Linked DNA regions of Homo sapiens: region 2 is linked to region 1. Evidence: chromatin loops called from intact Hi-C (ENCODE). Cell type or tissue: ovary. All regions are shown on one strand.

The links. A loop is a pair of places that touch in the nucleus more often than their neighbours do. Peaks named below come from ENCODE experiments on the same cell type or tissue, not always from the same donor. Only the 100,000 strongest peaks of a DNase experiment are listed, where the experiment ranks them.
Region 2: it touches region 1 in a loop (5-fold over the local background); 95 of 110 quality-filtered maps call a loop at or near these places.

Annotation. Positions count from the first base shown.
Region 1 is chr7:154,911,782-154,916,781 of GRCh38, reverse strand. No RefSeq gene overlaps it. Among named protein-coding and RNA genes, the nearest start is that of PAXIP1-AS2, 14 kb to the left of the region's middle. RefSeq lists an enhancer at 2,695-2,784. In ovary, a CTCF peak has its summit at 2,889 (motif pointing left); DNase peaks (open chromatin) are centred at 2,011 and 2,861; H3K4me3 peaks cover 490 bases.
Region 2 is chr7:155,335,535-155,340,534 of GRCh38, reverse strand. It overlaps LOC105375592 (a long non-coding RNA gene), which reads left to right and starts at 3,074. Exons shown (of 3, transcript XR_007060612.1): 1 at 3,074-3,291. In ovary, no CTCF peak of the experiment used is centred here; no DNase peak of the experiment used is centred here.

The DNA.
Region 1 (5,000 bases):
ACTGTGAGTTATGGCAGGTGGTGCTGGGTCTCCTTTTACTTGGGCCTGTGGACAGAGCAGGGGGCTCAGGTGACACTTCCCACCCACCGGCCTTCTCTCTCTGCCGGCGACATGCAGGGCCCCGAGCCGGGACTCTCCTGGGGCGCCCAGGACAGCTTTCCTCTTACGTAGGCGTCCCCTGTTCTTGCTGGGCATTCCCCGCCTGCCCCTGCCTGCCCCCCACTCGGCCCATCTGTTCCCAGGCCCTGATCCCAGCCTCCAAGCCAGTCTTGCCAGCACACACGGACAGGAAATGATGGCACTTTTAAAGATGCAACGCTTTTGTTTTGGAGTCACCTATTGAGCCAAGACACGGGGACCTGGGCAACACGTGGTTTTGTGGATTGGTGCTGGGAAGGGGTGGCCTGGGAAAGCTAAGGATGGAGGAGAGGAAAAGGGAAGCTGCAGGCTGCTGTGAGGGGTACCCCTGGTCAAATGGCACTTTGGGGATGAGGAGACTTGGGATCCACTTGTAACCCCAGCCGCACACTGCGGGGGATCTCTGGGGACACTTCTGTCACTTGTATTTTATTGCACTAAGAGCCTAGAAGTTTGATCTAAGAATGGCAGAGTCAGCAGCCGGCACTGTGGAGCCCTGATTTGTGGTAAAAATACTGAAATATGGAAATCCTCCCACACGAGTTTGTAGTAGCGCTGCATGAGCCCCTCTCTTGGGTGTCCCCGCCCACTAATATCACCTCATCATCCGGCACCAGGGGAGCCAAATACCTGACATGGGGGAGCTTGGAGGGGGCTGTTCCAGCCCAATGTGGGCAGCCCCAGCGGGTTGTGCCCCGAAGCTGTTAGTGCTCTGAACATCACCTCTACTCTGAGGTAGGGTACTGTCGGGTGTGCTGGGCTGCAGGTGTCCTGGGCTGAGGGCATATGGTGTCAGGTGTGCTAGGCTGAGGTTGTGTGGGAGTCAGGTGTCCTGAGCTGCAGGTGTCCTGGGCTGAGGTTGCAGGAGTGTCAGGTGTGCTGGGCTAGGTTGTGGACATCAGGTGTCCTGGGCTAGGTTGTGTGGGTGTCAGGTGTGCTGGGCTGCAGGTGTCCTGGGCTGAGGTTGTGCAGTGTCAGGCATCCTGGCACCGCCTCTCCACCCAGGGCTGGGCCTGCTTCTGGAACCCCCTTGGGTTCTCTGGGGCTTTGGTGCTCACCACCCTGGTCTAGAAATGGAATGCCGGCACGGGTTTCAGAACAAGGGCTCTGAAGCCACATGACCCTAGGTTTGAATGGTAAATGTACTTTTAATGTGATCTTGAGAATTTTTCTTCAACCTCTGTAGCTCTGTTTTCTTACCTCTAATAGGCCTATGGCAAGGATTAGATGAAATTAGCACAAAGCGGGATCTTCCAAATCCTCCTCCTGGTCTTAAGGTACCTAGGGACTGGTTAAAAGTAGGTTCTTGGACACCCCTAAGACCTGCTAAGTCAGACCCCCGGGTGTGGGGGGCAGTGCAGCCAGCCAGGCCCGGGAAGCCCGGGCCGCGTGTCTCCCCAGCGTTCTCCAGCTCTCAGCAGCACCCGCACTGCAGCTGGGCTCCCTGCGCCTGGAGCCCCGGGTGCTACCCCCGACCACCACCGTGTGGTGCTGGCGCTGGGTGACTCACACTCTGCCAGCTGTGCCCCAAGCAAAGCCTCCGCGATGGTTGCGGGCTGAATCAATTGTGTCCTCCAGATTCATAAGCTGCCGGTCGAACTCCCAGGACCTCAGAATGTGGCTTTATGTGGAGCTGGGGTCTCTACGGCGGCCAGTAAGGTATAATGAGGTCATGTGGGTGGGCCCTGATCCAGCAGGACTGGTGTCCTTCCAAGAAGAGAAGATGAGGATACAGCCGTGCACGCGGGGACAGTCAGGTGAGGGCACGGGGAGAAGACGGCAGCTCAGCTGAGGAGAGAGGCCCCAGGCAGAAGCAGCCCTGCCCACACCCAGATCTCGGGCTGTGGCCGCCAGGACTGGGAAACGCAGACGCCCGCTGCTGAGCCCACTGGCCCGCGGTGCTGTGTTGCTGCTGCCGAGCTGACGAGGATGTGAGATCCTCCCTGGCTTTGCCTGCGGCCGCCCGCGAAGCCCATTTACCCGCCTCGTCTTGCTGGTCCCCAGGCCCCCCGGGGGGACGGGTTCCCCTTTGGCTTCTTGCAGTGGCTGCAGCCCTGGAAGCTGCTGGGAGGAGACGGCTGGGGCTGGGCAGGGCTCGGAGCTGACTTCGTGTCACCTGAGCGAGCTGCACAAAAGTCACAAATGCCACCCTTTCTACGTGTGCTGATGGGTCACTCCGCAATTCCTAGGCATTGATTTTGTGTCTGGGAAGGTCACCGTGGCCCACACGGACAAAAGCTGCTGCTCTCCTGGGTCCCGCTGGAACCAAAGGCCCCAGAGAACCCGTGGGGCTTCCAGAGGCAGGCCCGGCCCCGGCTGGAGGGGCGATGAGCAGGGCACCCGATGCCTGCGCCGTGGTGGGAATGCGGGGAGCACGGCCCCCGGAGGGTCCGCCATCCCCCGCGGCGCACCGGAGCCTGACCCCGGCTCTCCCTACACCTGCAGCCTGCACGCGACTCTCTCCGAGCTGATTTCTGCGGCTCCCGCTGCCCTCGGCTGGCTCACTAGTTCCTTCGAAGCCTGTGCGCTTCGGACCCCGCTCCATCTCTCCTCTAAAGAGGAAGCCAAGAGTGGGTCCGCAGTCCCTCTCGGCGCCACGTTAGCCCGGGAAGTGTTTTCACCTCCCGGGGCTCCTCATGGTACCTTTGCAACTCGCAGTCCCAGAGCGTGCAATCTTCCTCCAGGTACCAGGGCCCGGCCCAGCCGGGAGGCCTCAGAGACCTGCCAGAGCTGGGCCTTTGCTGCCATCTGCTGGCGGCTCTCAGATGACAGGTTGAAGGCCTGAGGAGTGGCCTCCCAGGGCCAGTCCAGTTCAAGTTCAGCAGGGGGCAAGGCCTGAACTCTGCACTCCTGAGCAGCTCCGGGGGAGGCCCAGGTGCTGGCCACGCGGCAGTTCCGCTGCGCTCTGTTCTCAGACGCGGAGGCCGATCTAAGAGTTTCCGCTGCTTGGGAACCTGTGGCCACATCGCCTGGTCTGGGTTTCACAGGTTTGGGGTCTTGGGGACCCTCTGGCCAACCATCTCATTTCCCATTGGCTGAAGCCCAAGAGGTTCCAGCGACCTGTCCAGGGTCACAGAGCTGGTTCTTGAATAATTGGGAAGAGATACACCCCTTCCACTGCCCAGAAATGTTTTCCAAAGACTGTTCAAGAAACGTGAGTTGGCGGACAGAGAGCAATGCCGGGTGGGGAGAGGCCGCTGCAGGGCTGAGAGAAGGGGCCACATGAGCGGGGAGGAGAGTCTCAGGGATGAACGGGGCTCAGAGCCCACCCAAGGACGCCAGCTGCCCCTGTCTCCGTCCTGCTGCACAGAGGTCGTTTTCGCAGCTGTAGAAATTGGTCACATTTCTGTTTGTGCCAAAAACCAATTTGTACCAGTCGACAAATTGAAAAGCATGTGCTTTCAATTGTCCTTGGCACTTGAAAAAACTAACTTTCCCGTGATTCAGACCCACTTCCCTGCTGATTTTATATTTCCGATGTCGAGTTCACGTCAGCTGTTCCTAAATAGGAGGGAAGCTGTACAAAAACGTCTCTGCTGTCAAAGACAACACGGTCGTATTGGAGACACAATTTTGGAAGGATTTTTCTTGGCAAACCCACTTTCCTCCAGCTTGGGGATTTAACATTTTTTTTCTTCTACCATCTGCTCCCTTGAGGCTTGGAAAGGCCTCAGCTCAAAAGCTCAGACCCGAGGGTGCTGATGAACCGCACCTGGCCTACGGAGGGGGATGCCAGCACTTCTCAGTGTCAGCTTCACTCTTTATGGTCATTGCTCCACGTTCTTTTTTTTTTTTTTTTTTTTTGAGATGGAGTTTTGCTCTGTCGCCCAGGCTAGAGTGCAATGGCACGATCTCGGCTCACTGCAACCTCCGCCTCCCAGGTTCAAGCAATTCTCCCACTTCTGCCTCCCGAGTAACTGGGATTACAGGCACCTGCAACCACGCCCAGCTAATTTTTTATATTTTTAGTAGAGATGGGGTGTCATCATGTTGGCCAGGCTGGTCTCAAACTCTTGACCTCAGTTGATCCATCTGCCTCAGCCTCCCAAAGTGCTGGGATTACAGGTGTGAGCACCGTGCCCAGCCTGCTCCACATTCTTGTAGTGTGCAAGGTGGAGTCGTTAGCCAGAGATCTATACTCAGGAAACGGGTGAGTGACTGGTTGCTGGTGAATCTAGCAACTTGATGTCACATGGCAGGTCATTTATCTGTGGTCATCGTGCTCTGGTGGACAGCTGGTTAGGGACAATACAGGGTAGAACAGAGAGGCAGCCCACCGTCCACTCCTTTCTGTGTGAGACTCACAGAAAGACACTGTTTCTGGGGTAACAAGATTTCAGTCTAGTTGGGGAAATGGAAACCACTCCAAGAGCAATTAGCAAGAAAAACAAATGTCATTACATGCTGAACATGAAGTGCTGAGCTGATGACACTGGAAGACATGGCCCGATGACAAGAACAAAACTTGACCCTGTGTTGCAGACAAAAGGTGCGGGGACCTGAAGCCTGTCTCTCTGGCCCTGCCCAGGCTGTCGGGAACAATCAGATTAACATCAGCTGCTGCTCAGATTCCATTATCTGATATCAAGCCGCTGTCCTGCTGGTCATTGAGCTGCAGTTAGCAATTTTCTAAAATTTAAAGTAAAGACCTTTGGTTGCCTATGTGACCCCTGGGCTGGGGTTTGAGGGAGAACTGGAGCCTCAAGGATGTGCTCAGGCCCACAGGGCCCTGCAGAAGGATCTCAGTTCTACAGCTCCTGAGGGCAGCTTTCTGGGCCAGGCCAAGGGAATCCATGGGGCCAATGAGGCTGTCCAGACAGGCGGTCTCCTGTGTGTTAGGGGAGGCAGGTGACTAGCATCTG
Region 2 (5,000 bases), 420 kb before region 1:
CACTCCCAGAGCATCCTAGGCAGAGTGGGCACCAAGAAAGGCAGTGAGTTCCCTGTCCCCGTCAGGAAGCAAGGAGGCCGTTCTGCACAGCGGGGTGCTGGACACAGACCTCCGCAACCTCTTCCATCCCTGGGGTCCTGTGGTTCTGTGCCTCACACTGTCCCGTGTGCCTCACACGGGACAGTGGGCCAAGCCAGTCAAACAGATCAGACACAGGCCTGTGCCAGGTGTGTGGCCACAGGCTCAGAGGAAAGAAGACCCTGCGGTCCAGGGATGGGTGTCTGCTGCCACGCATGACAGGGTCCCCTGGAAGTGGACAGGGCTCTGGGCTGCAGCCACAGGCCAGGGTTGGGGCAGCATCCAGCGGACTCTCCTCTCCGTTGTGACCTGGGAAAGCAGGCGTCACAGCCTTTAACCCGCTGCCTCGGGCCAGTATGTCTGCTGGCTCCCTTCTCCGCTGCTCTTCTCCTTCTCTGCCCCCTTCTCCCATCGGGCCCTGTCGCTTTGAAAGGCTATGGACAGTCCCTTTGCTGGGAACGAGGCCCCACAGGCAGACGCCATATTCACAGATGCCTTCTTGGGCCCATTGTGGTCTCCTGAATTGGCTGAGTCTCAAGGCCTTTGATGAAAAGGTAGCTGGAGCAAGCGGCTAAAATAGCAGTCAGTGGCAGCCCCAGAGCGGGGTCTGAAGCTGGAGTGCATGATGGGCGCTTAGCTGTGGGCTTAGAGGGTGGGTGCGGGCTGGTGTGTGCCTGGGCAGCTGGGCGGGGTGTCTCCCCTGACATGGGACAGGCCAGCTGGCCCCACTGCGGCGCGCAGCAGGCCTGGATCCAGCAGTTCCCGTGGGAAGAAGGGGCTGAGGAGGGCCCCTCTGGGTCAGCCCAGGAGGACTCCGGCCGGGTCACACCTCCAGAAGGGACCCGCTTTCTCCAGGCCCCAGAGGCTGCTGAACAGCCTACCCCCTCCCTGGGCTGCCCTGGGCAAGAGCAGCCCTCACCCGTGACAGACGCGCCTGGCTTCCCCGTGTGTCTTGGGAGGCGGGAGGTGATGCTGACCCTCGCTCGGGAGGCGGGAGGTGATGCTGACTCTCGCTCGTTCTTTTGTTGTCCTTATGGTCATCACCGTGGGAAAGACCTACTCGTGGGAGAATAAAGAATCTGCTCCCAACCCCACTCCTGAAATTTAATTTTAAAAAACGTACTCAGGATAAAACCCTTCTTGCTGTCTGAGAGGATGTGGCTTCTCCAAGCACAGCCTGCCGAGGCTCTGTTTGCTGTGTGGGGAAGATGAGCCCGTGCTCGAGGCCGCCCCAGAGATGGAAGCCAGACTGAGCCGGGACTGAGTCTGGTGGCAGCCAGGCTTGGGGGCAAAGACCACCTGGTCTCATTTCTAGTCCCTGGGGCCCCAGGAAAATCCCAAAGGGAGCCAGGGGGCACAGCCATAGCATTCGCTTGCACCTTGTGACATAGCAGTAAGTGTACTTCCTGCAGGGGAAGCCCATGAGAAAGGAAGAAGAAAGAGAGTAAATGAAAGCCACAGAAAGAAAAACTGCAAGGGGGGTGACAGTCCGGGGGTGGCACAGCAAACCACAGCCAGACGGGGGCTGACAACCACAGAGGCATGGCTTCTCACTGTTCAGGGGGCCAAGAGGCCAGCACCAAGGTCTTGGTGAGAGGTGGTTCCCCCTTGGGGGGGCTCTGAGGGCCAATCTTCTCTGTGCTTCTGTCCTGGCCGGATCCCCTGCACGCGCCTCTGTCCCGGCCGCTGGCCGCCCTGCACGCGCTTCTGTCCCGGCTCCAGGCCTCCGTAAATGCACCTCTGTCCCAGCTGCTGACCTCCCTGCACGCGCCTCTGTCCTGGCTCCAGGCCTCCGTACACGCGCCTCTGTCCCGGCCGCTGGCCTTCCTGCACGCGCCTCTGTGGTGGCTGTTGGCCTCCCTGCACACGCCTCTGTGCCTGCCTCTGGCCTCCGTAAATGTGCCTCTGTCCCAGCCGCTGGCCTCCCTGCACGCGCCTCTGTGCCTGCCTCTGGCCTCCGTAAATGAGTCTCTGTCCTGGCCACTGGCCCCCCTGCATGTGCCTCTGTCCCGGCCACTGACCGCGGTATACGTGCCTCTGTCCCGGCCGCTGGCCTCCCTGCATGCGCCTCTGTCTTGGCCGCTGGCCTCCCTGCACGTGCCTCTGCGCCTGCCTCTGGCCTCCGTAAATGTGCCTCTGTCCCGGCCGCTGGCCTTCCTGCATGCGCCTCTGTCTTGGCCGCTGGCCTCCCTGCACGTGCCTCTGTGCCTGCCTCTGGCCTCCGTAAATGTGCCTCTGTCCCAGCCGCTGGCCTCCCTGCATGCTCCTCTGTGCCCGCCTCTGGCCTCCGTAAATGAGTCTCTGTCCTGGCCACCGGCCCTCCTACATGTGCCTCTGTCCCGGCCGCTGGCCTCCCTGCACGCGCCTCTCTCCCGGCTGCTGGCCTTGCCACATTGCTTGGCGTTCCTTGGTTTGCAGCTCTGTAACTCCCCTCTCCTTAGCCACCGTCACATGGCTGGCATCCCTCTGTGTGTCTGTCTCTGTGTGGCATCCCCTCTCCGTGTGTCTCTCTTCTAAGATTGCTGGCATACTGTGCAAACACCCTTCTACTCCATGTGACCTCATCTTAACTAACTGTGTCTGCAAGGACCTTCTTTCCACACAAAGCCACTTTCTCAGGTGCCAGGAGTTAGGTTTTCAAAAAACCTTTTAGGGGGACACAATTCCACCCCAAAAGAAAGAAAGAGAAGACAAGAAACAGCATAAAAAAGAAAGAAAAGAAAAATGAGGGCAAGGGATGCATTCGGTGTGAAATTTCAGCCCAGGACTTTTGGGGTGTATAAGGAGAGATAGAATCTAGTTCTAGGTGGGTCCTTCCTGGGGGCCCTCTATGCTCTACCCCCTCAGGAGCACACTTTGGGTTGCTGAGTGAGCAGAACTGGCCACTGGCAAGCCCGGCCCTCCCCCCTCGGGCCCTGGGAGCCACATATATAAATACAGCCTGTGCCCAGTAAGATACAAGAAACGATAGATCGGTTTCCACACCCCATGCCCTTCAGTCACCCCCCCCCAACCACAAACAAGAGCCAGATGGCCACAAGGCCATGTAAGCAGCTTGTCTTCCAAAAGCCACCTTGTGTCTGCAGGACGCGGAGCACCCGGCAGCCCGGGCTGGTCCTCCTCGCCGGCACTCCTCGGCTTTGCCTGATGAACACCAACACGGTTTTAAGCTTCCATCCAGCATTTGCAGCTTACTCGTGAGATGCCAAACTGGTAGGTTTAAACCCAGTTAGGTCACTTTCTAGCAACATGACTTTGATCTGGCTGAGTTTTCTCCATCTGTGACGTGGGGAAAAGAGTTTCAACCTTACAGGATGTGTTGAGAATTCAAAGGAATGTGTGTGTAAAGTGCGCCAGCCTCACTGAAAATTGAAGCTGTCCATGCCGCCGTCCTCATCAGAGCAACACAACCATGCACCACGTTGGTCTTCTTGTTGGCTGTGGTTGACTTGGCACAGCAGGAGGTCTTGGGAAGAGTGGACGACTCTCCCACTCGAAGCAGGCTGCTCAGGTCTGACAACGCCTGCTTTGGAAACAGGCACCAAGAGCTCACCTCTAGCCCAGTTTTCACCAAGCACCTTTGGTTGTGTCAGCACTGTGGTGGGTGATAGGACAGGCAGGGAGAGGGTGGGAGCCCAGGACACACTTTCATCTTTAGGAACTATATAGGAGTCTCCAGCTCTTTTAATTAGATTATAACTCTTGCTAGTACTGTTTGTCTGCTTTTTAATAAAATTCTACAAATGGGTTGAGAGCTGTGAAGGGTCTGAGATCTTACTCTACTTGCGGGCTAACAAGTTAGGCTGCCATAGTTTTGTGGATGCTGGCAAAAGACACAAGACTGCTGCATCAGAGACAAGGATGGTGTTATTACTCACAGTCACAGCAGCAGGCAGAGTACTAGCCGTTTTTGTCTAAGTTATTTAAGGCCTAATCCCCACAGAACGAGACCTGCACTCACTGTGGATTCCGGGACAGGAGAGGATCCTCCAGCTTAGGGAACCAGGATCTTTTCTCTGCAGGGGAAACTTCATATTCCAAACCAGGGTTGTCTGCAGACATCCGTGACAAGACATCCTGGGGCAGAGGTTATTGAGATCTTTGCTTTCAGGATGTACAGACAGTCAGGAGACCCGTGGAAAATTGTGTCCCTACAAAATATAACATTGTTGGCTACTATTTATTAGTAATGGCAAAAATTGCAATTACTTTTGCACCAACCACATGGAAGAAATCATGCCCTTCATGAACATTCAGAGCAATGAGGACTCAGAGTAATGAGGACTGAGGGCAATGAGGACTGAGGGTAATGAGGACTGAGAGCAATGAGGACTGAGATCAATGAGGACTGAGGGCAATGAGGACTGAGGGCAATGAGGACTGAGATCAATGAGGACTGAGAGCAATGAGGATTGAGGGGAATGAGGACTGAGATCACTGAGGACTGAGGGCAATGAGGACTGAGAGCAATGAGGATTGAGATCAATGAGGACTGACGGTAATGAGCACTGAGATCAATGAGGACTGAGGGTAATGAGCACTAAAATCAATAAGGACTGAGATCAATGAGGACTGAGATCAATGAGGACTGAGGGCAATGAGGACTGAGGGGAATGAGGACTGAGGGGAATGAGGACTGAGATCAATGAGGACTGAGGTCAATGAGGACTGAGAGCAATGAGGACTGAGATCAATGAGGACTGACGGTAATGAGCACTGAGATCAATGAGGATGAGGGTAATGAGCACTAAAATCAATAAGGACTGAGATCAATGAGGACTGAGATCAATGAGTACTGAGGGCAATGAGGACTGAGGGGAATGAGGACTGAGGGCAATGAGGACTGAGGGGAATGAGGACTGAGGGCAATGAGGACTGAGATCAATGAGGACTGAGGGGAATGAGGACTGAGATCAATGAGG